Regions from separate parts of the Homo sapiens genome. Here region 2 is linked to region 1. A link is an interaction called in ENCODE POLR2A ChIA-PET data of the cell type or tissue named here. Cell type or tissue: MCF 10A. All regions are shown on one strand. Links, peaks and the distances in the headings refer to the core of each region. The heading gives the core; the rest is flanking DNA.

Region 1 (15,981 bases), core at 5,294-10,293:
CATCAGGAGACAACTGGCCAGGCTCCAGAGCCCCACAAATGGGAGTAAAAGAATGTGGAAAACTACCGGGTCCTCCAGGAAGCTTGGAGTGGGGCAAAGGTGGAACAAGAGCTCCGTTTCCGCCAGGACCTGTGTCCCTAAGAAGGCTGATGCTGTTATTTACCCACAGGGAAGTCACAATTTCTAATGCTTGAGACAGAGGCAGCCTTCATTTCTAAACCTGTGTCCCTCAGGGAAGGGGACCTGTTTCAGACCTTGGAAGCCTCCCAGGCACCTCCTGATGAGCTTGGTAGAAACAGTGTGCAGCTATGGCTTTCAGGCCGTCCCAGAGCCACTTCCCACCAGACACCGTTTCCAGGCCCATGGCCAAGGGCATGTTCTGGAACTACACCGGAAGACTCTACAGACCAGATATCCCTCAGAGACTCTGTCAGCAAGTGAGGGAGAGATCTGCAAAGAGAAAGAAGAGCAGGGCAAAGACAACTGGATGTGCTGGCCCAGGAAGAGGAGCAGCCACACAGGGACAGAGAGTGGAAACCTGGAGATGAAGCAACGCAGCAGAGAACAGCCACCCTCCCTTCCCTGGGGTCTGGGCACTAGCGAGGCAAGGTGGCATTAGGCATGATTTAGGGCAACCCATCTTTTAAATATATGGGAGTTGGCCAGGCACAATGGCTTACAGCTGCAATCCCAGCACTTTGGGAGGCCGAGGCAGATGGATCACCTGAGGTCAGGAGTTTGAGACCAGCCTGGCCAACATAGTGAAACCCCGTCTCCACCAAAAATACAAAAATTAGGTGGGCATGGTGGTGCACGCCTGTAATCCCAGCTACTTGGGAGGCCGAGGCAGGAGAATCGCTTGAACTTGGGAGGCAGAGGTTACAGTGAGCCAAGATTGCACCCTTGCACTCTGGCCTGGAAGACAGAGCAAGACTCCATCTCAAAAAAAAAAAAAAAAAAAGAAAGAAAATAGGCCAGGCGAGGTGGCTCAAGCCTGTAATCCCAGCAATTTGGGAGGCCGAGGCAGGCAGATCACCTGAGGTCAGGAGTTCGAGACCAGCCTGGACAACATGGTGAAACCCTGTCTCTACTAAAAATACAAAAATTAGCCGGGTGTGGTGGCACATGCCTGTAATCCCAGCTACTCAGGAGGCTGAGGCAGGAGAATAACTTGAACTCAGGAGGCAGAGGTTGCTGTGAGCCAAGATTGCGCCATTGCACTCCAGCCTCGGAGACAGAGGGTGACTCCATCTCAAAAAAAATAAAAATAAAAAAATTAAAAAGTAAATAAAATAAAATAAAAATAAATAAATATAAGGGAGTTGAGGCTCAGAGGGTGGACAGGAACTGCCCTAGATCATGCCACTCCTGAGTGAGTCTCCCATTCAGTGTTCTGGGAGCAATGAGAAGAAGGGGTGCTGGCTCCGCTGTCTTCTGGGAAGCAAGGGGACTTGAAGGGGAGGGGTCACAGTTTCTCCACCCCCACCAGACTGCACCTCCCGAAGGACCTCAGAGGCTTCTATCTCTCATCTATGAAATGTGCGGGGCCCTCAGTTCCTTGTTAATAAAAGTGAGGATGAGAACACCTGCTTTCCTTCCGTGTAGGGCTCCTGTGAGGCTCTGCTGGAAATAATGCATGGAGAAGAGCTTTGTAAGTGCAGGGTGTTATTAAGTTTGTGATTAGGCCAGGTCAGCGAGGGCTGCAGGAATAATGGGAGGATTAATGCCCAGGACGTGGCAAGGAGGAGGCTAAACTCTGCCCCATCCTCCTCCCTCGGTCACCTGCCCTGAGAAAAAGCATTTGGTGTTTCCAAATTGACTGAAATAAGAAATGTGTGGTGGCAGCAGCCTTCTCTCACTCAGCCTTCATTTGCCCAAGGCAGAGAGATTTTAATTTTCGAGCCATAATGAGAAAAAGAAACTCAGGATTAAAGAATATTCCAGTGAAGCAGTCAAAATAGCTGCCCAGACTCTGAATCAAGCCGAGAAATATAAATTAAAAACTCCATCTCCCTCTAGCATCAGCTGGGCTTGAAGATGCCAGGCTGAGTGGCTGGCAAGGGTTCTTGCAACCCAGGTCCTGGGGTCAGCTGGCGGGCAGGCCCCACCCCAGGGTGCTGATGGGACAGGGAACCAGAGACGCACCCACCCACTCACAGGAGAGATTTACCTCCACCAAGGCTGGCTCCCCCAAGCTACAAGCCTCCTGAGTCAGGTCAGGCCCTGAATGTTGAGCTCAGGAAGTGGGGGGTGACTCCCTGGCCCCCACTGTTTAGTCTCCTAAGGCACAGAGATGCTGCTGTCTGCTCTTGTTTGCTCTTCTCCCAAATGCTGGCTCACATGCTGCAAACCTCTTTTTGTTTCCCCGAACTCAGGCCAGTGGTCCTGGGAGTGGGAAGGAGCTGCCTGAGAAGGGGGGCACCTGAGCCTTCAGCCCGGATTCTTCTGAGCTTCAGTCTGTTCCCAAGGGAATGCCCTTCCAAATGCACTTGCACTCAGGATGGTGGGAATGACAAGGAGCCCTGAGAAAGGTGTGTGAGCCCCAGGGCCAGGCCATACCGTTCCCTGCCCACTTGAAGCCTCACATCCCATGGCTCCCCAAAACTGAACATCTCTTGCCCCACCCAGCCCTACTATCTTCTTGATTGCCTTTGACCATCTCCTTTCTCCTTCTCCTTTTCTCATCTACTTATCCAAGAAATATTGACTGTGTGGCCTACTGTGTGCCAGGATCTGTGCAGGGTTTAGTGGCTACAGAAATAAACCAAACCCAATTCCTGTTGACAGGCAGAAAAGAAAGACAGGTGGCCTGAGGATTATAATATAGCACAGAACACACTGGGCAGTGGAGTTGGGTGGGTGACCAAAAACTCTGGAGTCAGACTGATCTGGTTCAAGAACTGTCTCCATCTCCTACTTCTTACAGTAAGACCTCAGGCAAATTGTCTAGCCTTGATAAGATGCAGTTTATTCATCTGTAAATTGGGGATGATAATGCTTTATAGGATTGCTGTGAAGATGAAATGACATAATCTTGGTAAACTAGTTGGAACAGTGGCCAGCATATGGCAAACACTCGTTAAAGGCCAGTTGGTATTATTGTAAGTGTCTTAATGACAACACTGACATTCATTACTCTGTATTGGGTGCTCACTCTGAGCCAGCCAGGGTGCCATGCCTACAGCAGTGACTCAACTGTGGTCCTTGTCCTGAAGAGTTCACAATCTATTAGAGGTGACAGATATGTAAACGGATGACTGAAAAAGTGCAATCACTGCCATTATCACTCGAAAAACCGTCATTTTTTGAGCCCTGATCATGTGCCAAGTACAATGCAAAGTTTTAAAGATACATTACCTTTAACTCCTTGCTAACCCTGTGAGGGATCTATCATCTCCATTTTACAGAGGTCCCATAATCATTAGTAACTTGTTCAAGATCAGGCCATTTGCAGAATGAAGTATTGACTCAAAGGAGAGCAATTAGCTAGACCTGAAAAGGGATCAGATCTGAGAAGGCTTCAAAGAAGAGGTGATCCTGTTTTTTTACAGACAGGGTCTTGCTCTGTCACCCAGGCTGGAGTGCAATGGCAAGATCATGGCTCACTGCAGCCTCAGACTCCTGGGCTCAAGTGATTCTCCCAAGTAGCCGAGACTATAGGCATGTGCCACTGTGCCTGACTAATATTTAAATTTTTGTAGAGAGAGTGTCTCACTTTGTTGCCCAGGCTGGTCTGGAACTCCTGGGCTCAAGCAATTCTCCCGCTTCTGCCTCCCGAAGTGCTGGGATTACAGGCAGGAACCACCACATCTGGCCAAACCGGTGATCTTTGATCAGGATTTTGAAGAATGAGTAGTTTTCCAGAAGCCAAGACTGGGGAGGAATGGCATAGCACCACACTTCTGTGGGCCTGCGGGAGCACTGGAGCTTCAAGCAGCATCCACAGGAGTTCCCAGGCCTAGAGGTCCTTATGTCCCTAACAGCCATTCGGTCGTGTGCCTCAACACCACATTATAGCCTAAATCAAAGGAGGGTGATTATTTTAGACAGATTCTAGTCAACAGCTTGAACCCGGAGGATTTCAGCTGAATCATGGAGCTGAAATAACTGCATGGAGTTGAAGTCCCTCATCCCCCCTGTCCAGGTGCCCAGCAAGTCAGGGGGTGTGGGTTGGGCTCCCTAGGAAGCTGGGAGGCCACAGACTGGGCTGGAGTCAGGGAGACAGTCTCAGTGACCTTGGGAACACTCCACCAGATTTGGGGCAGAAAAAAATGAAATCTGTTCCTGCATTTCAGTCCTTTCGCTTCCGCTTTCTGCCTGTTCACTCCCCTCATTTCCTGCCCACAGTCACAGGGGAGGCGGCCATCTTGGCGCAGTGGCAGGTCTGGAGGCTGGAGCCAGGATGTGGCGCTGGAATCCATCTATCTGGCTGGTTCCACACCCAGGGAAACCTGGACTCATCATCATTAGCATTCTGTTTCCTTGCCCCGAGCAAGGAGGCGCAGGGCAACAGCATAGAGGGGGCACGCCTAGAGCAAAGCAGCCCTCAGAGCTCAGAGCCCGAGTCTCAGGGCCACCCATCCTCAGCCAGCGCAGGGAGGCACTTCCGCGAGGCGCTTCCGGCGTAGTGCAGGGTTGGAGGAAGACCTTGGGGGTAACTCTAGGACCATAACGTGGTGAGGCTTTGGTGCTTGCGACGGACAGATTGCAGATGGCTCTCCAAACACCTGTCCGTATAATGTGGTTTTGCAGGAAAGGGGATGGATAAGGTCCCTCCCTGAGGCGGACCTACCCTCCACCCGCTCCTTGAAGCAGCTCCAGCAGCCTCACAGGCCTAATTCATTCCTCACGTTAAGAAGCAGCCCTGGGAGAGAAGAGCCCCTACAGAGCAGGAAGCACGTGCATATTCCAATAAAGCACTCAAAGAGGTAATTATTTCTGGGCTGCCTATCCCAGCCCAGAGAACCAGCAGCCAAATTTCCAGAGCTGCTGTCGTTGCCTCTGGCTGTTGGCAAAATTAAACTTCTTGAGAAATCAGAATGAGCTGGCCCCCAGCGTGAGGGGTTGGAATTATTCCCCTGACCTGGGCCCTCTGTGTGGAGCTGGGTGTGGGTGGGGACAGGGGGAGATTATGGAGGAAGGGAGTGGGTTGTAGGCTTCCATGAGATAGCACATGCCTGTTCTGTGTACACATTGAAACACACATGGAGGCCAGGCATGGTGTAATTGCAGCACTTTGGTAGGCTGGGGTGGGAGGATTGCTTTAGCTCAGGAGTTCAAGACCAGCCTGGGCAACATAGCAAGATCTCATCTCTACAAATAATTTAAAAATTAGCCAGGCATGGTGACGCATGCTTATGGTCCCAGCCACTTGGGAGGCTGAGGTGGGGGGAATCGCTGGAGCCTGGGTGGTTGAGGCGGTAGTGAGCCGTGATCATGCCACTGCACTCCAGCCTGGTGACAGAGGGAAACCCTGTCTCAAAACAAAGAAAAAGAAAAAAGAAACGTGTGGAGTGGGTACTAAGTCTGCCTGTCACACACTGGGATGTTATGCACAGTAATGGCAGGGCCCACTGCCACTCCTCCAGCACCCAGGACAGCGCCTGGCACATAGTAGATGCTCAGTAGATACTGATTACTGAGTGAATGTGCTAGATCTCATGATAAATGCGGTGAGACTCTTCCCTAGCCTTTCATCCAGCACGGGTTCCATGCAGGTACCTTGAGAAACACATCAATACCCTACCTCCTCATCCTTCCCATGGAATGATGCTATGGGACTCTTAGTAAATGCCCCACAAAGTGAGAGATGGGCTCCTTGAGACATGTAGGGGTGGCAGTGCCCTGATTGGGCACCCCACAAAAGGGAGGCACCATCTGATGCCTCAAACCACAACTTCCTCTTCCACCCACGTCAGAAATATTTGCCTGCCTTGCTTCCACCCTCTTCTCAGGCAAATACCACTCACCCCTCCTATCTCCAGCTGCCATCTCCATCCTCATGATGTGTCTCTCTTACTGTACCAGGCACCTCTTGTGCACCACAACCAGCTCCACGCTGGCTTCAACCTGTTCATGCGTGATCTGGCAGTGCCACACCCGCAGGCCCCTGAATTTACGCCCCTGCTCTTTGCCCCAGGGCTTCTCTGTTGGCAGGAAACTGCCTGGCTTTCCTGCTTGGGCAGCCCAGTGGTGCAGGGCAGTTAATTCCTTGGGGGAAACTCTTGGCAAGGGGGGGCAGGAACCACTGGATAAATGCTTCTCTCTTTCTTGCCCTGGGTGGACAGTTGCGAATTCTTCATGAAGCTTTTCAGAATGCTCCCTGGTTGCTTGAAGCTGTGACCAACTCAAAAACTCTTCTCCTTTGGGCTCTCTTCTGTCGTCACCTGCTCCCTGGATCACAGCCTTTGATCAGGGTCAACTTTCAGGGGAGGTTGGCTTAAATCTCCCTGACTTCCCTCTGCCCTCTCTGCCTCATCCACCCCGGTTTCCTTTTAGTTCTTCAGCTCTTTCCCACACCAGGCCTTGCCAACAAGCTTTCCATATTCCCTGGAGTGCCTTTCTCTCTGCTTGGGAAATCTCTCAGCTGAGACTTGCATGACCGGAAGGAAGCAGTCACAAGAACATCGGGGAGAAAAAGAGTTCCAGGCAGAGGGAACAGCCAAGGCAAGAGCACTGAGGTAGGAGTGAAGTTGGCATGCTCAGGGCAGAGCAGGAGGGCCTTTGTGGCTTCAGCAGAGTGAGAGAAAGAGGGGCATAGAGTGCAGTTGGAGAGACCATGTGCAGTTTTGTGGGCCACAGTAGGCCGTCTGGATTGTATTGTATTGTATTGTATTGTATTGTATTGTATTGTATTGTATTGTATTTTTTGAGACGGAGTCTCGCTCTGTCACCTAGGCTGGAGTGCAGTGGTGTGATCTCAGCTCACTGCAGCCTCCCCGCCCCCCAGTTCAAGAGATTCTTGTCCCTCAGCCTCCCGAGTAGCTGGGATTACAGTTGCCCGCCACCACGCCCAGCTAATTTTTGTACTTTTGTAGAGACGGGGTTTCGCCCTGTTGGCCAGGCTGGTCTGGAACTCCTGACCTCAGGTGATCTGCCTACCTCAGCCTCCCAAAGTGCAGGGATTACAGGTGTGAGCCACTGCACCCGGCCGTAAGTCTGCATTTTAAATACATCAGGTAATAAGCTCCATGAAGGCGGGGATTCTGCTTGTCTGATTCACTGCTGGTGCCCTGTATGTAGCAGGCACTTAGTGAATGTTTGTGAAATGAATGGATGAACAGCTTACCTTTATCTGTATCCATGTCCTAGCCACCCCTCCCCCACACAAGGTGACAGAGTAGTCTTCAACGATCACAGCTTTCAGGAGGGAGAGAAGCAGGTTGTAGGAGGAGGCTGGTTGTGTTTTCTCCTAAGAGAATCCTTTGGGAGTGAGAGCCGCGCTGGCTCTGGGTGCTGACTCCTCTCCTCTCCTGTTTTCTCCCACTTTCAATTCTGATCCCGTTGCTCAATTCTCTGCTCCCGCTAGGCTCTGCTCCTGACACCATTAGTCACCTCCCTCTGTTCTCAGCTTCCTTAATGAGCATCTGTCTTGCCTTCAGTCTGAAACAGGCCTGCCCCTGCCTGCTGCTTCCTGGGAAAACCAAGGTCTGGGGCGGGAGTGCAAGGCTCAGAGAAGGCTCCCAATCTTTCTCCCTGCTCCTCACCATGCTCTGAGCAAGAGGTAGTGGGTGGGGGCAGAAAAAAGGATTACCTCTGGGCAAAGGAAGAGGTAAGTGGAAGACTGCTGAAGTTCAGGGGAAGGTTATAAAAGAGCCCTGGCTTCCCTGCTACGAAGAGTCCATGGAGGACAGAGTTGCACACTTTTCATTAACAAGACAAGGAATCGGCTGAGATGGCAGCAGAAGGAACAGAAGCAAAGCAGGGTCCAAAGAACCCATCCTTGGGGGCAGCTGAGGCCACAGGGCCTCTCCTCAGCTGAAGGCCTTTCTTGGGTTGGCCAGTCTCAGCCCTACTACTATTCTCCATGTGTGGAGGCAGGGAGGTGACAGAATAACCTCTTAAGGGCTCTGCCAAACACCAGAGAACACTTGATTGAGATTCCTTGACTGTTGTTCTCTCTGAGGCAGCCCTGGGCAAGCAAGGGGCTCAGCAAGGGGCCAAGGTGATAGGGGGCTTCCATGCTGCTGTGCTATAGTAAGAGGTTGTTCCACCAGGGGCCTGCAGAAAAAAGGTGGCTCCTTCAGAGGGTAAGCTGAGGAGAGGCTAATGAAAAGACTAGTGACAGGCGACTGGGGCTGCAGGAAACTACGAGGGCCGGGAGGCACCCAGGGCCTGGCTGCAGAAGAAAGCCCTTAGCACCTGGAGGCTGGAAGGGGTAAGAGGAGGCATGGTGGGTTTTTTGGTTCGTTCGTTTGTTTGTTTGTTTTAAGACAGAGTCTCACTCTGTCACCCAGGCTGGAGTGCAGTGGTGCGATCTCGGCTCACTACAACCTCCGCCTCCTGGGTTCAAGTGAGTCTTCCGCCTCAGCCTCCCGAGTAGCTGGGACTACAGGTGTGCATCACCACACCTGGCTAGTTTTTGTATTTTTAGTGCAGATGGGGTTTTACCATGTTGGCCAGGCTGGTCTCGAACTCCTGACCTCAAGTGATCTGCCCGCCTTGGCCTCCCAAAATGCTGGGATTACAAGTGTGAGCCACTGTGCCTGGGCGTGGTATTGGCAGAACTTGGTGACAGCTGTGGCTGGGGGAGAGCTGTTGCCCTGTGGGAGCTGTGGCCTTCTACAGAGGAAGGCAGCTGCTGCCAACACCCAGGCCCAGCAGTGGGGCTGAGGGTGTGGAATGAGTGCCCTGACCTCTTTCTCATCCCATCAGCTAGTCTCCTGCCAGTGGCTTCCATTGGCCAAACCCAACAGGAAGCTGAGGGCAAGAAGCCAGGGCAGTAAGTCCACAGAGGTCAGCTTCCTGTGGCTCTGAGCAGGGCAGGGAAGAATGGAGAGTGAATCTAGAACCTTCTTGTCTCCTCCTCCTGATGTCACATTCTTGTAAGCCCACTCCTCCCTGGTTCCTGAAGAGCCTACAAGTCCCTTTGCAACCTGTGCTCAGAACTCATTCCACCTCTCAGACTGAGCTGGGCCAGGTCTGGACAAGGCTCAGGGAGGCTCCAACCACAAGGAGAAGATTTCGGTTGCCCTGAGTCTACCTCTGCCCCCGCTGTACAGCATCAGGATCCCAGATGGTCCCATTTTCCTCGTGCCAGGCTTTAGGAACAGGCAGGCTTGGTAATTACACTTTCCTAACAAACCCCCGCCCCCGTTTGACTCTCTTTCAATTGCATGAAGCAGGAGGTTTCTCCCTACTTCTCCCCTGCGTGAGCACTGGCCTCTGCCTCTGATCTTCTGAAATTCCATGTGGTGTGAGGGGCCTGGGGAAGCCGGGGGAACGCCTGACCCTCTTGGCATCCTGGAGATTGAGAATGGGCTTACTGTCCATGCTTGCCATATCCCAGGAAAAGCCAAGTCCCTCCCTCCTCCCACTTTGGAACTATTAAATTATTCAGTTTCATGGGTTCACTTCTCAACACTGGCCTGGGGTTCCCACCTAGAACCTTTTTTTTTTTCTTGAGATGGAGTCTCGCTCTGTTGCGCAGTCTGGAGTACAACGGCGTGATCTCAGCTCACTGCAGCCACTTAGAACCTTAACAGCCCCTTCTTCCACACCAGCTCACATCTCACCCTAACAGTCCTGAAGGCCCCTAAGGGAGGAATTTGAAGTAGACTCTGGGCTCTGAGGCCTAGGGATCCAGTCACAAGGGTACACCTATCAGTTCAGGTAACTGCTCCATCCTCCCGCTCTCCCCAGCCTGCAGCACCAACTGGGCCCTAGGTTTTCCCAGTGCACACGTCCTGTAATGGAGAGCCACTGTTTTGGCCTGCTCAGTATCCATTTGCCTTGGCATCAGCTTTGGAGATTTGGCTTGGGGCAACTGTTTCAGCTGCTGTAATCTTGGTGGACTGTCAATGAAGGCTACCTCCATTCCCTGGCTAAGGGATTGGCATGTGACCCAAGCTAGGCCAATCAGATGCTCTCTCCTCCTTGAATCCTTTTTTTTTTTTAAATAGAGATGGGGCTGGGCGTGGTGGCTCATGCCTGTAATCCCAGCACTTTGGGAGGCCAAGACAGGAAGATCACCTGAGGTTAGGAGTTTGAGACCAGTCTGGCCAACATGGTGAAACCACATATCTACTAAAAATACAAAAATTAGCCAGGCGTGGTGGCAAGCGCCTGTAATCCCAGCTACTAGGGAGGATGAGGCAGGAGAATTACTTGAGCCTGGGAGGCAGAGGCTGCGGTGAGCAGAGACTGCACTCCAGCCTTGGCAACAAAGTGAGACTCTGGTTAAAAATAAATAAATAAATAAATAAATTAATTAATTAAGTAAGTAAAATAGAGATGGACTTTCGTTCTGTTGCCCAGGCTGATCTCAAATTCCTGGGCTCAAGGGACCCTCTCACCTCAGCCTCCCAAAGTGCTGGCATTACAGACATAAACCACTGTGCCTGGCCACCTCCTTGAATCTGAAATGGAATGACATGAAAATGGGACCCAGTGTAGTGGCTCACACCTGTCATCTCAGCACTTTGGGAGGACTAGGCAGGAGGATTGCTTGAGGCCAAGAGTTCAAGACCAGCCTGGGCAACATAGCAAGACCTGTCTCTATGAAAGAAAGAAAGAAAGAAAGAGAGAGAGAGAGAGAGAGAGAGAGAGAGGAAGGAAGGAAGGAGAGAAAGAAAGAAAGAAAAGAAAGAAAGAGAAAGAAAGAAAGGAGAAAGAGAAGGAAGGAAGGAAAGAAAGAAAGAGAAAGAAAGAAGGAAGGAAGGAAGGAAAGAAAGAAAGAAGGAAGGATGGAATTAATGTATCCCCAAGGCGGCACCATAAAGGGATTGTTCCATAGCCCTTGATTTCAATGTCCTGCTTCCTCCTATTTCTGGGACAGCCTCTTTAGCATTTTCTTTGATTCTGTGAGCCACCCTCATTTCTTTCTAATACGATCATTTTTTGCTTAAGTTAGCTAGAGTTTTTCTGTTGCTGGAAACCAAAGCCTCCTCACCCATACAAATTTCACCTTCTTAGAGGAGCAGAGGGATATGCCCCTGTGGTGGGCTCATATTTGGAGTCTCTGGCAGGGGTTCAAATCTCACCTGGTCCTGGAATGAGAGGAAAGAGAGCCCTGCTGCTAGTGGGTGCTGTCACACCTCGCCTCAGGCCAGTCTTTGTGGCCAGTTTTGCCAGGATCCACTCCCAGCCTAACCTCCAGGTCTCAACACTGAGCCCACAGCCTGAAATAGCTAAGTTTACCCCCATGACTCCCTATCACAAGTGCTACAAATGGCTCAGGCTGGTGTCATGGTTATTTTCCACAAATAGCCATCTCATTCCTGTGCTGTGCCCTTGCTCGTGGTGTTCTGGGACACCTTATCTCAGGGTAAGCTGGGCCCCCCGTGCCCTCTGCCCCGGCCCCTCCCGTGCCTTCAGACCTTAGGCCACATCCTGCCTCTTCTGAACCAACACTTCACTGGGTTCCCTCTGATGTGGGATGGGCAGAGCAAGTGATTTGTGTGGTTGAGCTCTGTTTCCTTTGTAGACTTTAGTCTTTGAGGACTTGACTACAAGCTCCAAGTGCCTTGTTACTTTTCTTGCTTGGACCTCAGTGTCAAGCAGGAGGCTGGGCACACAGTGAATGATCATGTTGATTTCTCCACCCATAGTTTGAAAATTGTTCCCACCCTGTGATTCATATTCTTCATTCATTCATTTACACATTTATCAAGCACCTACTAAGTGTGGGTTCTGCCCTAAGTGCTGGAGGTACACACTGAATAAAACATAGCCGAGGAATTCAGTCTCATGGTGAAGATTTATTGAGAATTAATTGTAGCAGAATGACCTATTGAGGAAATAACCATGTCTAGTTTTTCTCAGCTGCAGGCTCACCTAAAAAGAATGAAAGGCATTTCATCCCTGGGGCGAGGGGCAGGAGAGAACCAGGCTTCATGTCCTTGAAGTGTGGACTTTCTTGACCCCCATGAGGATTGGTGTAGTTCAGAGTAGAAAAGAGAAGCTGCAAGCAGCAGGATACCCAGAAGACAACTTCCAAACAGACGTTTTAAACAAAGATTAGGATTGGAGGCTTAATGCTTCCCAGATTAAAGTGGGATGGTCTCAACTCAGGAGGGTTAGTTGGAACTCTCAAGATCAGAAAGGGAATGAAGGTATGAATTCCATCGATGGCAGAAACCTGCACTCATGAGGATGCATCCTCTGAGATGGGAGGACCTAGGAGGAAGAATATTTGGGTGACCACATGTGTGATAATAATAATAGACAGCATTTAGTGCATACTTACTGTGCGCCAGGAGGCACTGTGTTAAGCATGTTGTACGTATTCACTTATTTCTCACAAGAACCCTGTGAAGTAGGTACTATCATTGTTTCCATTTGACAGATAAGGCAAAGAAAGATTAAGTGAACTTCCTAAGGTTATGGATCCAAGAATCAAACCCAGGCGATCAGATTTCACTGAGGGCCATGTATGCCTATGAGGGCTGAGCACAAAGGGCTATAGTTTTGGGAGCCTTTGTTCTCAAAGGACACCATGACTGAACTTGTCACAGAGGAGGTGGGGCTGCAGCCCCCACCTGCAGATGTGCTTCACAACCAGGCCGGGCATACATATTAGCTGTGGCAACTGGCCACAGCCGATGGCCAGTACTGAAGGACATGGTAATCTTGGTAAGAAGGGGCTTGTATCAGTTAACCATAGTCCCAGTAATGAGTGCGGTAGAACAATCACAAAATTTCAGCAGCATACAACAGTGTTTATTTAGTGCATGTGTTTGGGGACCAGCTGGGGTTCATTGCTATAGGCCAGCTTTGGCTGGCATGGGTTGGCACCACTCTATGTGTCCCTCATCCTCCTTTCATGACCAGCAGGCCAGCCAGGGGACATTCATGGAGATGGCAGAAGTACCCCAGCAACAGTCCCAGTGTGCACGCCCATTTTAAACCTCTGCTCATGTCACATCTGCTAAAATACTGCTGCTCATGGCAAGTCACATGGCTGAGCCGAGGCAAGGTATGGAGAAATCCACCCTGCTCACAGTTACTGGGTAAAGAATGTGGATAGATAACCCTATTACCCAGGAGGGGGTGAAGAGATGGAAGCAAAATCTAGCATTCCACAAAACTTAAACTGGATTTAATTTTGATTTCAAGAGAGAATGAAATGCTACGTTATGTTGTGGAGCAGTTCATGCTTGTTATAAAATCTATCTTCGGGGACCACAAATTTTACCATGAGAATATTTAAATTTTAGTTTTTATTTTAGTGAAAATCTTAAAATAACTTTTAGCAAGAACATATTTTGGGTGGTCTAGAACAGCGGTCCCCAACTTTTTTGGCATCAGGGACTGGTTTCGTGGAAGACAATTTTTCCACAGACGGAGGGAGGTTTTAGGATGAAACTGTACTCAGGCATTAGATTCTCATAAGGAGCGCACAACCTAGACCCCTCGCCTGTGCAGTTCACGATAGGGTTCGCGCTCCTATGAGACTCTAAGGCCGGTTGGAGCGTGGCTCACGCCTGTAATCCCAGCACTTTGGGAGGCCGAGGTGGGTGGATCACAAGGTCAGGAGTTCAAGACCAGTCTGACCAACATGGTGAAACCCCCTCTCTGCTAAAAATACAAAAAATTAGCTGGTTGTGGTGGCGGGTGCCTATAATCCCAGCTACTTGGGAGGCTGAGGCAGGAGAGTTGCTTGAACCTGGGAGGTGGAGGTTGCAGTGAGCCGAGATTGCATGCCACTGCACCCCAGCCTGGTCAGCAGAGCAAAACTCCATCTCAAAAAAAAAAAAAAAAAAAAAAAAAAGGAGAAAGAAGAATCGAATGCCACTGTGACCTGACAGGAGGCAGAGCTCAGGCTGTAATGCTTACTTGCCCACCACTCACCTCCTGCTGTGCAGCCCAGTTCCTAACAGGCCAGGGACTGGTACCGGTCCGCAGCCTAGTGGTTAGAGACCCCTGGCCTAGAAGACTATGGTAGTTTGGTAGTTGCCTTACAGTTTTCAGAGCCCCAGTGATCTGCTACAGTGCCAGCATTTAACTTTTTTTTTTTTTTTTTTTTTTTTGGAGACAGGGTCTCCCAGGCTGGAGTGCAGTGGTATGATCATAGCTCACTGCAGCCTCTAACTCCTGGGCTCAAATGATTCTCCCACCTCAGCCTCCTGAGTAGCTGGGACTATAGGTGCATCACCATGCCCCTCTATTTTCTTTTAAAAAAATTTTTTTTTTTTTTTTTTTTTTTTTTTAGAGACAGTGTCTCTCTGTGTTTCACAGGCTGGTCTCGAACTCCTGGGCTCAAGCAATCCTCCCTCATCAGCCTCCCAAAGTGCTGGGATTACAGGTGTAAGCCACCATGCCCAGCCTAGCATTTAACTTTTCAGTGCAGCTTTCTCAAACCAAGACCTGTATTCTCAGGGAGCCATGCATTTCCAAGGTTGGAAAACTTTGGTGAGAATGATACACAGCAGACAATATATAGAAAAGGCCCAGAGACAGAGGCATTTAAAGGTGAGGGGGCCTAGGACAGCTATGGGGTCTCTGGGCAGGGTTTATGGTGCTCTGCAGAGAAGCACTGGTAGCATTTGAATAGGTCTTGAAGGATGGCAGAGTGGGGTCCTGGGGATCTCCAGGTTCCTTCTTCTCTGAGTGGACATATCAGATACTTGTCTCTAGGGCTTCTGGACCACAGCCTTGTCCTTCACCTCACATCTATGCTACTGGCTATAGCATTTGAAGGAGAGGCTGAGGAGTATAATGGCTGAACTTTCTGGCTTTGGAGCCAAGTCAACCAGGGTTCAAATCTTGACTTCAGGACGGACGTGATGTCTCACCCCTGTAATCCCAGCACTTTGGGAGGCTGAGGCAAGCTGATCTCTTGAGCTCAGGAGTTTTGAGACCAGCCTGGCCAACATGGTGAAACCCCATCTCTACAAAAAATACAAAAAATTAGCTGGGCACGGTGGTGTGTGCCTGTGGTACTTGGGAGGCTGAGGTGGGAGGATCACTTGAGCCTTGGAAGTGGAGGTTGCAGTGAGCCAAGATGATGCCACTGTACTCCAGCCTAGGTGACAGAGCCAGACCCTGTCAAAAAAAAAAAAAAAAATCTTGGCTTTGACATTTACTAGCTCTGAGCCCTTAGGCAGGTTGCTTGATTTCTTGGAGCCCGTTTCCTCATCTGAAGATGGGAATTATAACACTCTCCTGGGGTGTTTTAAGAATTAGAACTTGGCCAGGCACAGTGGCTCACGCCTGTAATCCCGGCACTTTGGGAGGCCAAGGCGGGCAGATCACTTGAGCTCAGGAGTTCGAGACCAGCCTGGGCAACATGGCGAAACCCCATCTCTTCAAAAAATACAAATATTAGTCAGGCATGGTGGGGCGTGCCTGTAGTCCCAGCTACTTGGAAGGCTGAGCCTGGGAGGTGGACGTTGTCATGAGCCACGATCGCGCCGCTGCACTCCAGCCTGGGTGACAGAGGGAGACCCTATCTCAAAAAAAAAAAAAAAAAAAAGATTAGAACTTGCCAGTGAAGCCTGAGATTTTCTTCCTGGAGCATGTTTGACTTCTGATTTCATTTCCTTAATGGTTATAGGATTATCCTGATTCCTGTGTCAAGGTGAGTCAGTTTTGCTAAGTTATGTATTCAACCAATTTGTCTATTTCGAATATACCCTTCAGTTTTATTGGCACAAAATTATTCACAATATCCTCTTATTTTATTTTTAATGCCTGTAACATCCATAGCAATACCTTTCTTTTCATTCCTGACTTTGAATATTTTTGCCTTCTTTCAACTTTTTCTTCATCATTATCACCAGGGATTTATCAATTTTCACACAATTGGCTTGTGGCTAGCTT
Region 2 (15,981 bases), core at 5,705-10,704, 140 kb after region 1:
TAGCATCGCATGCAGATGCATCATATGGCATTTTAAGTGGATATTCACAATACTTGACCATACTGCAATAGCAATAGGAGATGGCTACAAAATTATTACAGTAGTACAGTGTGTACTACAATTAATTTTATGTTTGATTATATTTCCCTTGACTGCGAATGGCACCATGTACGGCCTGTGTTTGTGTGCATAAGTTTTGATTGGTTAACTTTCTGTGATAGGTTTGTGTATATTTATGGTAGTACATGATAAAATAGGCTAGTATCTACAGATATTTTATGCATTCATGATATACCTAACTTTCTCTTAATTTTTTGGTACTTCTGGATTACATGATGAGTTTTTTTCAAATTGTTGCAAATCTCTGAAACAATTTTCAATATGCTTATTGAACAAAATCCACGTATAAATAAACCCATGCAATTCAAACCCAAACTGTGTTGTTCAAGGGTGGCTGTACAAACTTCGCTGCTAGCTTTTAAGTGTACAAATAGCTGCATAAATAACCGATGTGCATCATGACCAGTCATGTCACTTCTTTCAAAGTCTGTTGGTGATAGTTCCCTGCAAATCTGTTCAGTTTATGCAAAGTGTGTAGTTGTGTTGCTTCCTTTTCTCCTAGTGATAAACCCACATGAACTACTTGACAGAATTGAATAATTGAAAGATTATTCAACACAACAAAGATGAATGTGCAACAAAGAAATGAAAAGTGATAGACCTGGAATTGAAATTTGATTAGAATATAAAGGGAAGAAATAGCTGATTGTGGAAATGTTGACCCTGCTGCTATTTAAAACTCTAGCTATGCAGCTAGAACTACTTAGTGAAGGCAAACTTCTCGACTTAAATGAGGAATGTGGTTGTGATGTCCAAGAGAATGTGTGATGTCATTAAAAACGACACATTAAAGGAACTCTTGAAGATATTCATGACAAATAAGCGTAGATATTGGATAAAATGTTGGAAATGGGTCCAAACTTAGAAAGAAATATGATGATTCGCCAAGGGATTAAAAAGATGCTCATTCTGCACCCTAATGTAAATGACAAGAAGAAGGCAGGGAAGCATTGTTCAAACTACTTTTGAAAATTTTTTTTCACAAGGAAATAAAATATTTTGTCTCAGTGTTTATAATGTTTTAATTTAGTACATTAAGCAAATATTAGTTGACTATATCATATCCCTATACATTTATAATAGACAATAAAGGAATTTTTAATGCATAGACAAAAGTATTTATTTTTAATTTTTATTTTGTAGAGATGGGGTCTCACTTTGTTGGCCAGGGTGATCTCAGGAAACTCCTGGGCTCAATCGATTCTCCTACCTTGACCTCCCAAAGTGCAGGGATTACAGTTGTGAGCTCACATGCCTGGCTGACAAAATTTTGGGGGGTCTTATTTTTTAAAAATTTATTTTTTTCTTTTCTCCAAATATGATGTTGGAAACTGCCAAAAATTTTTAAAGGTTACGGGAGAATCATAATTCTCTGTGATTAATCTCTGATTAAGATCAGGTTGCACTGTTTCAGCTTGTATGGTCATTTTTACAGTCCTGTGCTACTGTGCAAAGTGAAGATGATCAGTATTGTTATCTCTGTTTTACAACTGTGGAACCTGAGACTATTAAGTGGTGAAGCTGTGGTTTTTGTTTTTTGACTTCTGAGTTTATGATCTTATTCTCTATTATACTGGTTACCCCTACACAAGATTTTTATATTCTGAGACAGGGTCTTGCGCTGGAGTGGTCTGGAGTGCAGTGGTGCAGTCCCAGCTCACTGTAGCCTTGACCTCGTGTGCTTAAGTGATCCTCCCACTTCAGCCTCCTGAGTAGCTGGGATTACAGGCATGCACCGCCACACTTAGCTAATTAATTTTTTTTTTTTAAATAGAGACAGGTTCTCACTATGTTGCCCAAACTGGTCTCAAACTCCCTGGGCTCAAGTGATCCTCCTGCCTCAGCTTCCCAGAGTGCTGGGATTATAGGTGCTACATAAAATTGAAAATAAAGTAGAAAATAATTCCTTTAGTAGCCCTTGCTTTTCCTCCTGGTAATGGGCCAAATTTTTTTTTTTTTTTGGGAGATGGGGTCTGTCACCCATGCGCTGGAGTGCAGTGGCATGATCGTGGCTCACTGCAACCTTGGCTTCCTGGGCTCAAGCGATCATCCCATCTTAGCCTCCCAAGTAGCTAAGACTATAGGTGAATGCCACCATGCCTGGCTAATTTTTCTTTATTATTTGTAGAGATGAGGTCTCACAATGTTACGTAGGCTGGTCTTGAACTCCTTGTCTCAAGTGGTCCTCCTGCCTGGACTTTTCAAAGTGCTGAGATCACAGATGTGAGCCACCGTGTCTGGTCTCAGGCCAAATTCTTGAAAGAGCAGTCTTATTTATAACTTACTTTATTACCCTTGAAATCTGGTGTGTGCAACTCCCAGAAAGCCACTTGTCTTCTTCGTTGTCTTGTGCTAGCCACATTGGCTTCCTTGGCCTTCCATAATCTTTTTAGATCTTTGACTTGGTGTTCCCTCTACCTGGAATGCTCTTCCTCCAGATAGCCACATTATTCCTGTGATTCCTTTGTCAAGACTGTCTTCAAATCAAATGGTATTTTTTCAAGGAGGCCTACCTTGATCCCCCTATTTTAAATTGTATCTTACATCCCTTTTCTCTCTGTCCTCCTTTCTGTCACTGCCCCCGACCCTACTCCAGTACTATTGTTTATTGTCTTTCTCTCCCACTAGAATGTAAGTTCCCTGGAGCCCGGGATTTTTTCCTGGCCTGGTTGGTTAATTTCCTGGAGCATTTAGAATAGTGCCTGGCTGATAGAAGGTGATCAGTAAGCATGTTTTGAAAGAGGCATGAATGCTCTTGAAGATTGCTGTTGAATAGGTGAATACTGATGAAACACAATGAAGACCTTTTCTCTGTCTTCTGATCTTGTTTTACCTAGAATTAATCATTTCTACCAACCCTATTTTGTCTCCTAGTGCTTGCTGCAAGGCACTGAACTAGGCATTTTACAAGGTATCTTAATTGACACTCACAGCAGGTATTCTACACATCGTGCAGAGGAGGAAACAGAATCATAAAGTCTAGTTGCATAGCTGGCAAGTGGCAAAGCCAAAACTTAGGCCTATATCCAGCTCCAGAGCCTGTGCTCTTTCATGTTACTGCATTCAATACTGGTTTTTTTTCCTTTGTGTTTTTTGAGCTATAACTCAACATACATAAAATTCATCATTTTAAAGTGCACAATTCAGTGGTTTTTAGTATATTATTAGGTTGTGCAGCCATCACCACTGTGTAGTTTCAGATGTTTTCATCATCCTAGAAAGAAACCTAGTTTTACCTGTTGGAAGTTAGTCCTCATTCTTACCTGCTTCCCACTGCCCAGCAAGCATTACCTTCTGTCTCTATGGATTTGCCTGTTGTGGCAAATGGCGATTTCATATAAAGGGAACAATACAGTATTCTTTCACTTAACATATGTTTTGAAAGTTCATCCATGTTGCACATGTATCAGCACTTCATTTTTTCTTACGGCTAAATACTGGATAATGCCACATTTTGTATGTCTGTTTTTCAGTTGGTAGATGTTTGGGTTCTTTCTGCTTTTTCAGCTGTTATGAATAGTGACACTAAGTATTCATGTACAGGTTTTTAGTTGTGTAGCTATGTATTAGGTTGGTGCAAAAGTAGTTATGGTTTTGGCCATTTAAAAAAAAGGTGATGAAAACTGCAATTACTTTTGCACCAGCTTATATTAGTCCGTTCTCACATAGCTATAAAGAAATACCTGAAACTGGGTAATTTATAAAGAAAAGAGGTTTAATTGGCTCAAGGTTCTGGAGGCTGTACAGAAAGCATAGTGTCTTCTCCTTCTGGGGTGGCCTCAGGAAGCTTCCAATCATGGTGGAAGGGAAATGGGGAGCTAGGCATCTAACATGGTGGGGAGGAGCAAGAGAGGGGGTGGGAGAGGTGTCACACACCTTTAAACAGCCAGATCTCATGAGAACTCATTCACCATCACAAGAACAGCACCAAGAGGTTGGTACTAACCCATTCATGAGAAACCACTCTTATGATCCACTCATCTCCCACCAGGCCCCACCTCCAACATTGAGAATTACAGTTTGACATGGGATGTGGGCAAGGACACAGATCCAAACCATATCCACCTAGCAGTGGAATTACTGAGTCATATGATAACATTTAACCCTTTGAGGAACTGCCAGACTGTCTTCCAAAGTAGCTGCACCTTTTTACATTCCCAGCATTGGGGTATGAGAGTTCTAATTTCCTCATATTCTTGCCATTTGCTATTATCTGCCTTTTTTATTATAGCCATCCTAACTAAGTACAAAGTGATATCTTTGTGTGGTTTTGATTTGTATTACCTGATGGCTAGTGAGGTTGAGCATCTTTTCATGTGCTTGTTGGCCATTTCTAAATCTTCAGACAGGCACCTGTTTAAATCCTTTGCCTATTTTAAGTTGGATTATTGGTCTATTTTTGTTTGTTTGTTTGTTTTTAAAGAAGCCAGGTCTTGCTATGTTGCCCAGGCTAGATGCTAACTTCTGGGCTCAAGCAGTCCTCCTGCCTCAGCCTCTCAAGTAGCTAGGACTGCAGACACATGCCACTGCAGCCAACTTAAAAAAAAAAATTATTTAGTATAAGAGTTCTTTATATATTCTGGATACTAGATCCTTATAATTTGCAGAAATTTCCTTTCATTTGTGGATTGTCTTTTTACTTTCTTGGTAGTGTTCTTTGAAGCACAAAATTTTAAATTTTTTTGATGATGTCAAACTTACCTGTTTTTTGTTCTGTTGTTTGTACTTTTGGTGTCATAGCTAAGAAACCATTGTGAATCAGAGGTCATGAAGACTTACACCAGTGTTATCTTCTAAGTGTTTTATAATTTTAGCTCTAACATTTAGGTTTTGATAAATTTTGTAAGTATATGGTGTGAGATAGGGGTCCAACTTAATTCTTTTGCATATTGCACTTGTCCTAGCACCATTTGTGGACAAGACCATTCTTCATTGAATATTCTCGGCACTCTTGTTAAAATCAGAATATATTTCTGGATTCTCAAAGTTGATTGATCTCTATGTTTACATTTGTTTTGGTTGACCAGTTTTCTCTTACAAGTCTGGCCTTCTTGTTTTTGACAGTCTTGGTTCTCTTCATTGTTTCTTTTATTGCAGAATCTTCCTCTCCTTACTCTGCTGTCCACAGTCTCGAGGGTCCTAACTTTTTTTTTTTTCTAAATCTTTCCCAACTCATGTGTTTTCATACATCTCTGGCTTTCTTCTCCCGCTCAGAAAGGCCCTAGCTTGCAACCTTTAAATAATGTACTGTGCTTAATCAAAGGTGATCAGATCTTTTGACCCCTGCCTTTGTAATTTACTACTACTCTCTTCTGGGCTCTCACTGTAGCTTTCTGATCCATCTCTCTGGTTAGGTTTATTGTATGTACTTTAGATAGGTTAATCCTCTTTACTTTGACTTCACTCTGGTTGAGGGAATTGAATTCTGTTTGTCTCTGGCCTTTCTACTCCCATCTTCTGCTTCTTCTAAGCATATCCCTTACTCCTCAGTTAGACTAGATAATTCAGACTAGATATTATGCCTCTAAGCCTAATTAATATATGAATTATATATTAATATATAATATACAAGCCTTATTGTATACCTCAGCATGATAAGTGGTTCTACAAAGAGCATAAATACTGGCATTACAAATCCTGACTCTGCCATTTACTAGTTAGGTGGCAGGGATTTAGTTAGTTAATCTGTATAAGCTTTAGTTGCATTATTTGTAAGCAAAGGCTAATACCACTTACTCTCTAGGTGGGTGACAGAATTTTAAAAATATGTGTAGTGCCATAGAGTAGATGTTGGACTTTTTTTTTTTTTTTTTTTTGAGACAGACTCTCGCTTTGTTGCCCAGGCTGGAGTGCAGTGGCGCAATCTCGGCTCACTGTAACCTCCGCCTCCTGGGTTCAAGTGATTTTCCTGCCTCAGCCTCCCGAGTAACTGGGATTACAGGCACCTGCCACCATGTCTGGCTGTTTGCATTTTTAGTAGAGATGGGGTTTCACCATATTGGCCAGATGGGTCTTGAACTCCTGACCTCAAGTGATCCACCGGTCTCAGCCTCCCAAAGTCCTGGGATTATAGGTGTGAGCCACTGCACCCAGCCAGTGTTGGACATTATTATGTTACTGTTCCTTCTGCTTGAGGTGGTAACTCCCTTAACTCTGCTGCCCACATCCTTCCTCTCCTTTGAGGGATGGGTTCATTTCAGAGTACCAAGCCTTCCATAAAGCTGTTGCTGGTATTCATTTCTTCCCTAAACTAGTTGTTAGTGCTTCCTCCTTTGAATTCCCATGACACCTTGTGTTTTCTTTCTTACAGCTTGTATGTTAAAATGCCACATAATTTCTTAATGGTCAAATCCATCTTTTCTGGATAAATTATTTGAAGGCAGGGATGTTATGTTCAGCTTTGTGTTTTGGAAGTGGATTTGTTTGTTTTTAGTGTGTAGTAAGTGCTAAATTAGGTGAAGTTCTGCTTATTATATAGGGTCAACATCTCTTGCTTATTCTCTCTTGTTTGGTAGTAATATTGTTTAAGACAGTATTTATATATATATATTTGAGATGGAGTTTCACTCTTGTTGCTCAGGCTGGAGTGCAGTGGCGTGTTCTCGGTTCACTGCAACCTCCGCCTCCCAGGTTCAAGTGATTCTTGTGCCTCAGCCTCCCGAGTAGCTGGGAATACAGGTGCCTGCCACCACACCTGGCTATTTTTTTGTATTTTTTTAGTAGAGACGGAGTTTCACCATGTTGGCCAGGCTGGTCTCAAACTTCTGACCTCAGGTGATCCACCCACCTCAGCCTCCCAAAGTGCTGGGATTACAGGTGTGAACTACCGTGCCCAGCCTAAGACATTATTAATATATTTTTAAGGCAAATATCTCTTTCTGCATGGCTTTTCAGATAAATTCTTCCCTGAGTAAATAGTTTTCTTCAGCGTATTTCCAGAGCACCTTGTTCACAAGGCTATTTAATTTTTGGGTGCATTGTAATACTCTATAATTTGTGAACCCTTTGAGACCAAATGCCGTGTCTTAACCAGTTGTTAATTTTTTGTCTCCCTCCTTCCCTCCATAGAGCTCCAGTAGGGTATGCCCTTGATGTGCGATGGGTGCTCAAACATTTGTTGAACAAATAAAAGAATGAATGATCTCCATCTTTTAAAATACCAGAAGATACTAGCATTAATGTTACGAATCCACATAATGATTGCCATATGTCTGTATCTTCCTGAAGATGTAAGAGAGAAGACTGTGTTAGATCCAGGAAAACCTTTTAACTATATAATTCATTGGAAGTTTTTTTCTGGCCTGACAAATATGTGGAGCGTATCTTTACTCTTAGAATTATACAGTGCTTCTAAGCCTAATTAATATATGCATGTGAGGCAATTTTTCCCCCCTCTTCTGCTTGTGTTGTGCATCCAAAGATGATAGCTAGGAGAAATTTGATAGGTCTGTTGAGAAATAGCTAGTCTTCTTGAAAGTGCCTTAAAAAAAAAAAATTCAGGGAAGACATGAGAGTGTGAATGGGTTTTAGGCTTTAATGTGAACTGAAGTGGGCTTGCTTAGCCAAAGGAGGGAGTAATTGCTTTTCCAGGATTCCAAAGATAGTCTCCATAGAGGCCCTATTTGTATAACCAGTGGACAAGACACAACACTGGCCCTTTAGTTGCTTCTAGCTGTAAGAAAAGAGTGGCAATGGGCACTGTAAATAATTTTAAGACACAAATGACAGAAAGTATAAGTTTCACAAGTTTCTAGGAAATGTTATAAATTATTTTTAAAAATTTTTTTAAAGAGACAGGGTCTTGTTCTATCACCCACGCTAGAGTGCAGTGGTGCAATCATGGCTCACTGCAACCTCAAACACATGGGCTCAAGAGATTCTCCTGCCTTGGCCTCACAAAGCGCCGAGATTGCTGGTGTAAGCCACCATGCCCAGCCTATAAATAAATTCTTGAGCTCAGGATTGTATAAGTTGGATATTCCTATAAGCTATAGTAAAATCTATTTTATATGTTTTTAGCTAGTTTTTAAAAAATTATAGATACAATACCTCTTCATTATAGAAACTTTTTATAAGTACGAAATGTAAAGAGGCCGTGTGTAACCCAATGATAACTATTATTTGCCTTTTGACTCCAGTCTTTCCTCTGTATTTAAAAAGAAGCATACATTTATGATTTCATTTGTTTCTGCTTAACATTTTTCATATATATAAATATTTTCATAATAGTCAATTGTAGGCCATACCATAATTTACTTAACTAGATGCTTATTGAGCATGTGAGCTTTTGGTAGTGTTCTGTGAAGGAAATGAATGAATCAATGGCTGAGCTCTGTATTTTCACATACCAGTGAGTCTCTGTTATGGCTGTACACATCATGTAGTTGGGATGATTAATGAAGTGTGGTGGTTCTGCATAATTGTGGCCCTGTTTCTGTATTCTATGGATGTGAGAGTAGATTTTATTAGATATGTTTTTTCTCCTGTTCAAATCTTGAATTTTTCTTTTTTTTGGATACATATAATGCCCTTTTTTTTTTAAAGGAACATTATTAGATCAAAGGGAAATATTTTTAAGCCTCTTGATATATAGTGCCAAGTCACTTTCCAGATATTTTGCTTTCACCAGCAATATATGAAGGTGCTTTTTTTAGTGATAGCTATAAAACAAACAAAGGAACAGCAAACAACAACAAAAATGAAAACTCTTAAACTAAATTTGTGCATGAAATATACAAAGTTTGGATTATTTTTATATTTTTAAAAATGTAGATCAGTTATTTGAGTTCATTCTTGCTGAGTTTGTTTTTCATTCTGTAAAACAGGTGATTTGATGAAGGCTGCTGCAGGAGAGTTCGCAGATGATCCCTGCTCTTCTGTGAAGCGAGGCAACATGGTTCGGGCAGCTCGAGCTTTGCTCTCTGCTGTTACCCGGTTGCTGATTTTGGCTGACATGGCAGATGTCTACAAATTACTTGTTCAGCTGAAAGTTGTAAGTATACAGGCCTATGTCTGTAATTTGTTCTATCACAGGAAGATTGCTACTGGCCTTCCTTAGTTCAGTATTCCTTAGGATTTAGTTTGGTTTTGAATTTGGTTTATCTCAATGGACCAGAGATGTTTTTGTTTAATTTCCACTTACTCCTCTATTCCAAGTATATATCATCCTGGCTCTGTTCTGAGCCAGTGTTGTCTTGGCTGTAATGAAGAACTTGTAGCAAAGATACTGTTTTGACTCCTTCCCTTTTTCCAGTAATGATTAAATATTTTCCTTGTAGAGTTCTGGAGTTGAGAAACCAAGATACATTAAATTTTGTACTTTTATTTATTTATTTATTTTTTCCATTTAACCCTGAGTGGACACAGCACATGTTTCAGAGAGCACAGGGTTGGGGGTAAGGTCACAGATCAACAGGATCCCAAGGCCGAAGAATTTTTCTTAGTACAGAACAAAATGAAGTTTCCCATGTCTACTTCTTTCTACACAGACACGGCAACCATCCGATTTCTCAATCTTTTCCCCACCTTTCCCCCCTTTCTATTCCACAAAACCGCCATTGTCATCATGGCCCGTTCTCAATGAGCTGTTGGGTACACCTCCCAGACGGGGTTTCGGCCGGGCAGAGGGGCTCCTCACTTCCCCAGTAGGGGCGGCCGGGCAGAGGCGCCCCTCACCTCCCGCACGGGGCGGCTGGCCGGGCAGGGGGCTGACCCCCCCACCTCCCTCCCGGACGGGGCAGCTGGCCGGGCAGGGGGCTGACCCCCCCACCTCCCTCCCGGACGGGGCGGCTGGCCTGGCGGGGGCTGACCCCCACCTCCCTCCCGGACGGGGTGGCTGCCGGGCGGAGACGCTCCTCACTTCCCAGACGGTGTGGTTGCCGGGCGGAGGGGCTCCTCATTTCTCAGATGGGGCGGCTGCCGGGCGGAGGGGCTCCTCACTTCTCAGATGGGGCGGTTGCCAGGCGGAGGGTCTCCTCACTTCTCAGACGGGGCGGCCGGGCAGAGACGCTCCTCACCTCCCAGATGGGGTCGCGGCCGGGCAGAGGCGCTCCTCACATCCCAGACGGGGCGGCGGGGCAGAGGCGCTCCCCACATCTCAGACGATGGGCGGCCGGGCAGAGACGCTCCTCACTTCCTAGGTGGGATGGCGGCCGGGAAGAGGCGCTCCTCACTTCCCAGATGGGATGGCGGCCGGGCAGAGACGCTCCTCACTTTCCAGACTGGGCAGCCAGGCAGAGGGGCTCCTCACGTCCCAGACGATGGGTGGCCAGGGCAGAGACGCTCCTCACTTCCCAGACAGGGTGGCGGCCGGGCAGAGGCTGCACTCTCGGCGCTTTGGGAGGCCAAGGCAGGTGGCTGGGAGGTGGAGGTTGTAGCAAGCCGAGATCACGCCACTGCACTCCAGCCTGGGCACTGTTGAGCACCGAGTGAACCAGACTCCGTCTGCAATCCCGGCACCTCTGGAGGCCGAGGCTGGCGGATCACTCGCGGTTAGGAGCTGGAGACCAGCCCGGCCAACACAGCGAAACCCCGTCTCCACCAAAAAAATACGAAAACCAGTCAGGCGTGGCAGCGCACGCCTGCAAATCGCAGGCACTCGGCAGGCTGAGGCAGGAAAATCAGGCAGGGAGGTTGCAGTGAGCCGAGATGGCAGCAGTACAGTCCAGCTTCAGCTCGGCATCAGAGGGAGACCGTGGAAAGAGAGGGAGAGGGAGACCGTGGGGAGAGGGAGAGGGAGGGGAAGGGGGAGGGAATTTTGTACTTTTAGAGGCCAATATTAGTGTTTTTCCCACTATGAAGCTCCTGTGTAATTGCTGTTTAAATGTTAGAAGACCATGCGCAAACTCGAGAGCTAAGTTTGGGTTGCTTTTTGAGTAGTTGTTAACAGGAATGAAAATTCCTAGGATGCCATCTTCTTTACAGACCTACATTCAGAATTTTTGGGTTTTGGGGTCTTTCTTATTTTATAGGTGGAAGATGGTATCTTGAAGTTGAGGAATGCTGGCAATGAACAAGACTTAGGAATCCAGTATAAAGCCCTAAAACCTGAAGTGGATAAGCTGAACATTATGGCAGCCAAAAGACAACAGGTACAGTCATGATTTGGGGATATATTAAAGTTGTTCATTTTACTATCTAGAGGGAAAAACTCATTCTGTGTGTTTTCTGAAAGTACCATTACTTACCTTCGCCAATATAGTTCCATTAAAACATTTAAACTAAGGTGTCTTTTCAGTATTGTGCTGTTAATAAAGTTGTAATTACATTGCATTCATGTTATGCTCCTATTTTAATTCTTGTGAACATTTTATCTTAAGTAGCTTGACAACTTGTGATGAAGGTAGTGTCTGGAGAGGTAATAGGTCTTTGTGTATTTAAGGATTAACCTGAATTAGTGGTGCAGTTTTGTTCAGATTTTTAATAAAATCTTAATCCATTTAAATATACTGGAATTATCTCTGTATCAGAAAGTATCTCCATACCTTGCCCCACCAGCCCCGTGTCTTGTTACTTTTTAACTGTTTCTTATTGTTATTAGTATTTTCCATTGTGTGGCATGAGGATCAGTGTTAACTTTTCCAAGCTCCAGTAGCCCTTTGACCCTTCGGCATTTTCACTGTTGGTGTGCTTTGAAACCCTTCCTGTGCCCTTGCTGTTGGACGCTGTGTATTTCAGGTGTATATTCTTCAAGGAAGATCCATATATTGCTATCCATCTTCTTATATCTTTCATAGTCCTGATCAAGCTTACGCTTTACATTCTTACTTTAAAACAAGCCCCAAGAAGAATAGTTGTTGTTAGCTAGTACCTTTATCAGTTAGGATACTTTGCACTGGAGTTTGCAGAAAACCCAGCTCCCAAACTGCTTGAAAAATGGGGGATTTATTTTCTCATTAAGTATAAGTCCTGAGTTAGGCTAAGTGACTTCAGGGTTGTTAAATATAAGGGCTTTGCAGTATCATCAAGGATCCAGGTTCTTGATATTTTTCATCACTATCGTCTTCAGTGTGCCTGGCACTGGGTGGCTGCAGAGGCTCTTTGCATGACATCTGCACATAATATGTCCAGTGAGAACAAAAAGGACTGTTCCTTCCATATGTCTCTCTTTATAAGCAAACAATCTAGAAGCTCCTAGTAGACTTGTCCTAAATCTGAATTGTGCAACATGCCTATTCCTCAGTTATCCCTGGCAAGAGGAAAGGAGTCTGCCTGACTCAGAATAATCCAGATCCACCTTCTGCTCTGGGTTAAGGGGTAGCTTTCCTGAGGACAGAAACACCCGACAAAAGGTCTGACAGGTAGTAGAAAGTTGGGTTGGGAGTAGTGGGAGTAGGGAATGGATTTGGGTAGGCAACGTGCTATGACTGCTATAGACTTTTTTCATTACAGCAAGATGGTTGTCAGTAAACACATAAAAAAATTTTTTTTGAGGCAGGAGATCTCACTCTGTTGCCCAGGTTGGAGTACAGTGGTGGCATCATGTAACCTCGATTTCCCCAGGCTCAGGTGATCCTCCCACCTCAGCCTCCTGAATAGCTGAGACTATAGGCACAGGACACCACACCCGGCTAATTTTTGTACTTTTTGTAGATACAGGATTTTGTCATGTTGCCAGGCTGGTCTTGAACTCCTGGGCTCAAGAGATCCTCCTACCTCTGCCTCCCAAGGTACTGGGATTACAGGCATGAGCCACTGTGGCTAGCTAAATGCTATTAAAGTCTAATATATGACAGCTTCTTTTCTGGGGGCTTCTTAGTCATTTGGTTATATTTACATTAGTATTAAAAATCTATGCCATAGGGTTGAGAGGATTCAAATAAATAATATATGTACAGTGTTTAATATAGTGCCAGGCACTAAGAAGGCCCTTCTCAGTAGGCAGTTGGTGAATAATAGTTTATTGCTTATATTTCAAGTCATAAGATGTGATCAGACTAACTTATATATGAGATCCTGGTTTTGCATTTCTAGTACTTAAGATTATACATGGTAATATAGCTAGGTTGGTATACCCAAGTTAGTGTAGGCTCAGTGTGCTTTTTTTTTTTTTTTGAGATGGAGTTTCGCTCTTGTTGCCCAGGCTGGAGCGCAATGGTGCAATCTCGGCTCACCACAACCTCCGCCTCCCGGGTTCAAGTGATTATCCTGCCTCAGCCTCCCGTCAGTGTGCTTTTATAATTTATTTTTGTATTGGCTTAGTCTCCATCATATAAATTATAAGTATCTTTTCTTTTTGCTGGAGCTAATTGATCCTGAGAAGAACTTGTTTAATAGAATGGTAATCCTATAAATGTGGCAAGCCGGCCAAATTACATTCACAATTTATTTTAATTAATGGGTTTGATACAAATTCTCTTTTGAATATGTGAAGTAAATATTAAGTTATATTTAAAAGATACAATTTGGCAAATAGTCCTACTGGTTTAAAACGTAGTCTGAGCTTGGTTTATGAAGACTGACTGTTATTTAGACAAAATAAACATTAAGATTGCCACTATTGTGCATCATTGCAAAATGGCGGAATAAGTAAATAGATGGGTTTTTTTTTGTTTTTTTTTGTGGTGGACTCACATTCTGTCGCCCACGCTGGAGTGCAGTGGTGCGATCTCGGCTCACTGCAACCTCCACCTCCTGGGTTCAAGCTATTCTCTTGCCTCAGGCTCCCGAGTAGCTGGGACTATAAGCGCCTGTCACCACACCCAGCCAATTTTTGTATTTTTAGTAGAGACGGGGTTTCACCATCTTGGCCAGGCTACTCTTGAACTCCTGACCTTGTGATCCACCTGCCTCGGTCTCCCAAAGTGCTGGGATTACAGGCATGAGCCACCACACTCTGTCTGGAATTTTGTATGCTATTCAAGAAACTTACTAGAAAGTAATGCTACCTGAGTTGTTTTTTTTCTTTTTTCCAAAGCCAAATACTTCTCAATGCCTAAGTTTTAATACCATGTTCCATGGATCTGTGAAGAGTTCCTTGAACATAATCCCTTATGTATTTTTTTCATGTGTTTTTTTTTGAAAGTAGTAGCAAATGCCAAAGTTTTCTGAAATAAGATGTCACAGAAATATTGGAATTATTATATACATGCTGGATAATCTTCTGTTTGCCCTTCCATATTGTTTCCCACCCTTGTTTACCCTATTCTCTGCCCCAGGAACCTAACCTGCCTGGATTTCATTTGTGGGCTCCTGCTTGGGCTTGGTGAGTGGGAGCACCAGCAGGAGGTCAAAGGAGATAGAGTGATGCTAGGGTGTTACTCTTAGGCCTCTTTCCTGCTGGGTGCCCTGGGTTGCTAAAAGTGATGGCATTCTCTACACATCTTGCTCCCTGGTTTTGGTAACTGCTGCCTCCTCTTGTCCCTTCATTCCTAAGTGTCCTACCAGCTTTGTAGTTTTTCTGTATTTTGTCCATACCTATGTATGATAGTATAGTCTCTAAACTGCCTTTGAGTCACCCGATTTGATTTTATTCTATTTTTTTCTGCCAGAATTTTGAATGATACGTATTCGCATTTTCTTGGGTTTATAGTAAGTCATGAGTCATTTGTAGTTTTCCTTGGGCCTAAGTTTTTAGCCTTAGCCTCCTGAAAGAGAATTCACTGAGTAGACTGGTTGTGGGCTCCTGTGTACCCCCGTTCACAAAATGGTCTTTTATAGGCTTGGGCCTTGGTGTATATTCCAGTAGACGAATGCTTTTCTTGGAAATTAAACAAATACTAATTTTGTCCTAAGGGCCCAGCCTGATGGAAACTTCATTATTTCTTTTGGGCACTGTCCATTGGCCTCCTTCAGTAGAATTTATTCCTCCTATTTAACTGTATATTTGTATCTGATAACTAACCTTTGGCTACCCACCTCTCCGCACTACCCTTCCTCACTTCTATGAGTCAACTTCTTAAGCTTCCATGTAAGTGAGAACATGTGGTATTTATCTTCCTGTGCCTGGCTTATTTGACTTACCATAGTGTTTTCTGAGGTCATCCATGTTTCCATGAATGACAGAATTTTGTCTTTTTTAAATGGCTAAATAGTATTCCATTGTGAATATATGCCACATTTTGTCTGTTGATGGACACTTAGGTTGATTCCATATCTTGGCTATTGTGAATAGAGCTGCAGTAAACACAGGAATGCATGTCTCTCTTTGACTTACTGATTTCCTTTCCTTTGGATACCCAGTAGTGGGATTGCTGGATCATATGATTGGTCTATTTTTAGTTTTTTGAGGAAATTCCATACAATTTTCCATAATGGCTGTACTGATTTACATTCCCACCATCAGTGTATAAGAGTGTTCCCCTTTCCCTGCATTCCCACCAGCATTTTTTTTCCTTTCGTTTTGCTAATAGCCATTCTAATTAGAATGAGATGATAACCTCTTGGAGGTTTTGATTTGCTTTTCTCTGATGATTAGTGATGTTGAGGATCTTTCCATATACCTGTTGGTCATTTGTATGTCTTCTTTTGAGAAATGTATGTTTAGCTCATTTGTCTTTTTTTTTTTTAAGACAGAGTTTTAGTGTGTCACTCAGGCTGGAGTGCAGTGGTGCAATCTCGACTCACTGCAACCTCCACTTCCCAAGTTCAAGCAATTCCTGTCTCAGCTTCCTGAGTAGCTGAGACTACAGGCATGCGCCACCATGCCCAGCTGATTTTTGTATTTTTAGTAGAGTCAGGTTTTCACCATGTTGGCCAGGCTGGTCTCGAACTCCTGGCCTCAAAAGTGATCCACCTGCCTTGGCCTCCCAGAGTGCCTGGATTACAGGTGTGACCCACCGTGCCCGGCTACATTTGCCCATTTTAAAATCAGATTATTTGAGTTTTTGCTGTTGAGTTGTTTGAGTTGTTTGTATATTCTAG

Evidence for each region. ChIA-PET counts read pairs that join two places held together with the same protein. Peaks named below come from ENCODE experiments on the same cell type or tissue, not always from the same donor. Only the 100,000 strongest peaks of a DNase experiment are listed, where the experiment ranks them.
Region 2: POLR2A ChIA-PET joins it to region 1 with 5 read pairs; 2 of 35 experiments call an interaction of 5 or more read pairs at or near these places.

The regions. Positions count from the first base shown.
Region 1 is chr5:138,657,197-138,673,177 of GRCh38, forward strand. No RefSeq gene overlaps it. Among named protein-coding and RNA genes, the nearest start is that of CTNNA1, 88 kb to the right of the region's middle. RefSeq lists an enhancer at 8,540-9,040 and a silencer at 11,548-11,597. In MCF 10A, for the core only: no CTCF peak of the experiment used is centred there; a DNase peak (open chromatin) is centred at 7,535.
Region 2 is chr5:138,801,093-138,817,073 of GRCh38, forward strand. It overlaps CTNNA1 (catenin alpha 1), which reads left to right. Exons shown (of 18, transcript NM_001903.5): 4 at 8,946-9,112; 5 at 11,091-11,210. Among named protein-coding and RNA genes, the nearest start is that of CTNNA1-AS1, 55 kb to the left of the region's middle. In MCF 10A, for the core only: no CTCF peak of the experiment used is centred there; no DNase peak of the experiment used is centred there.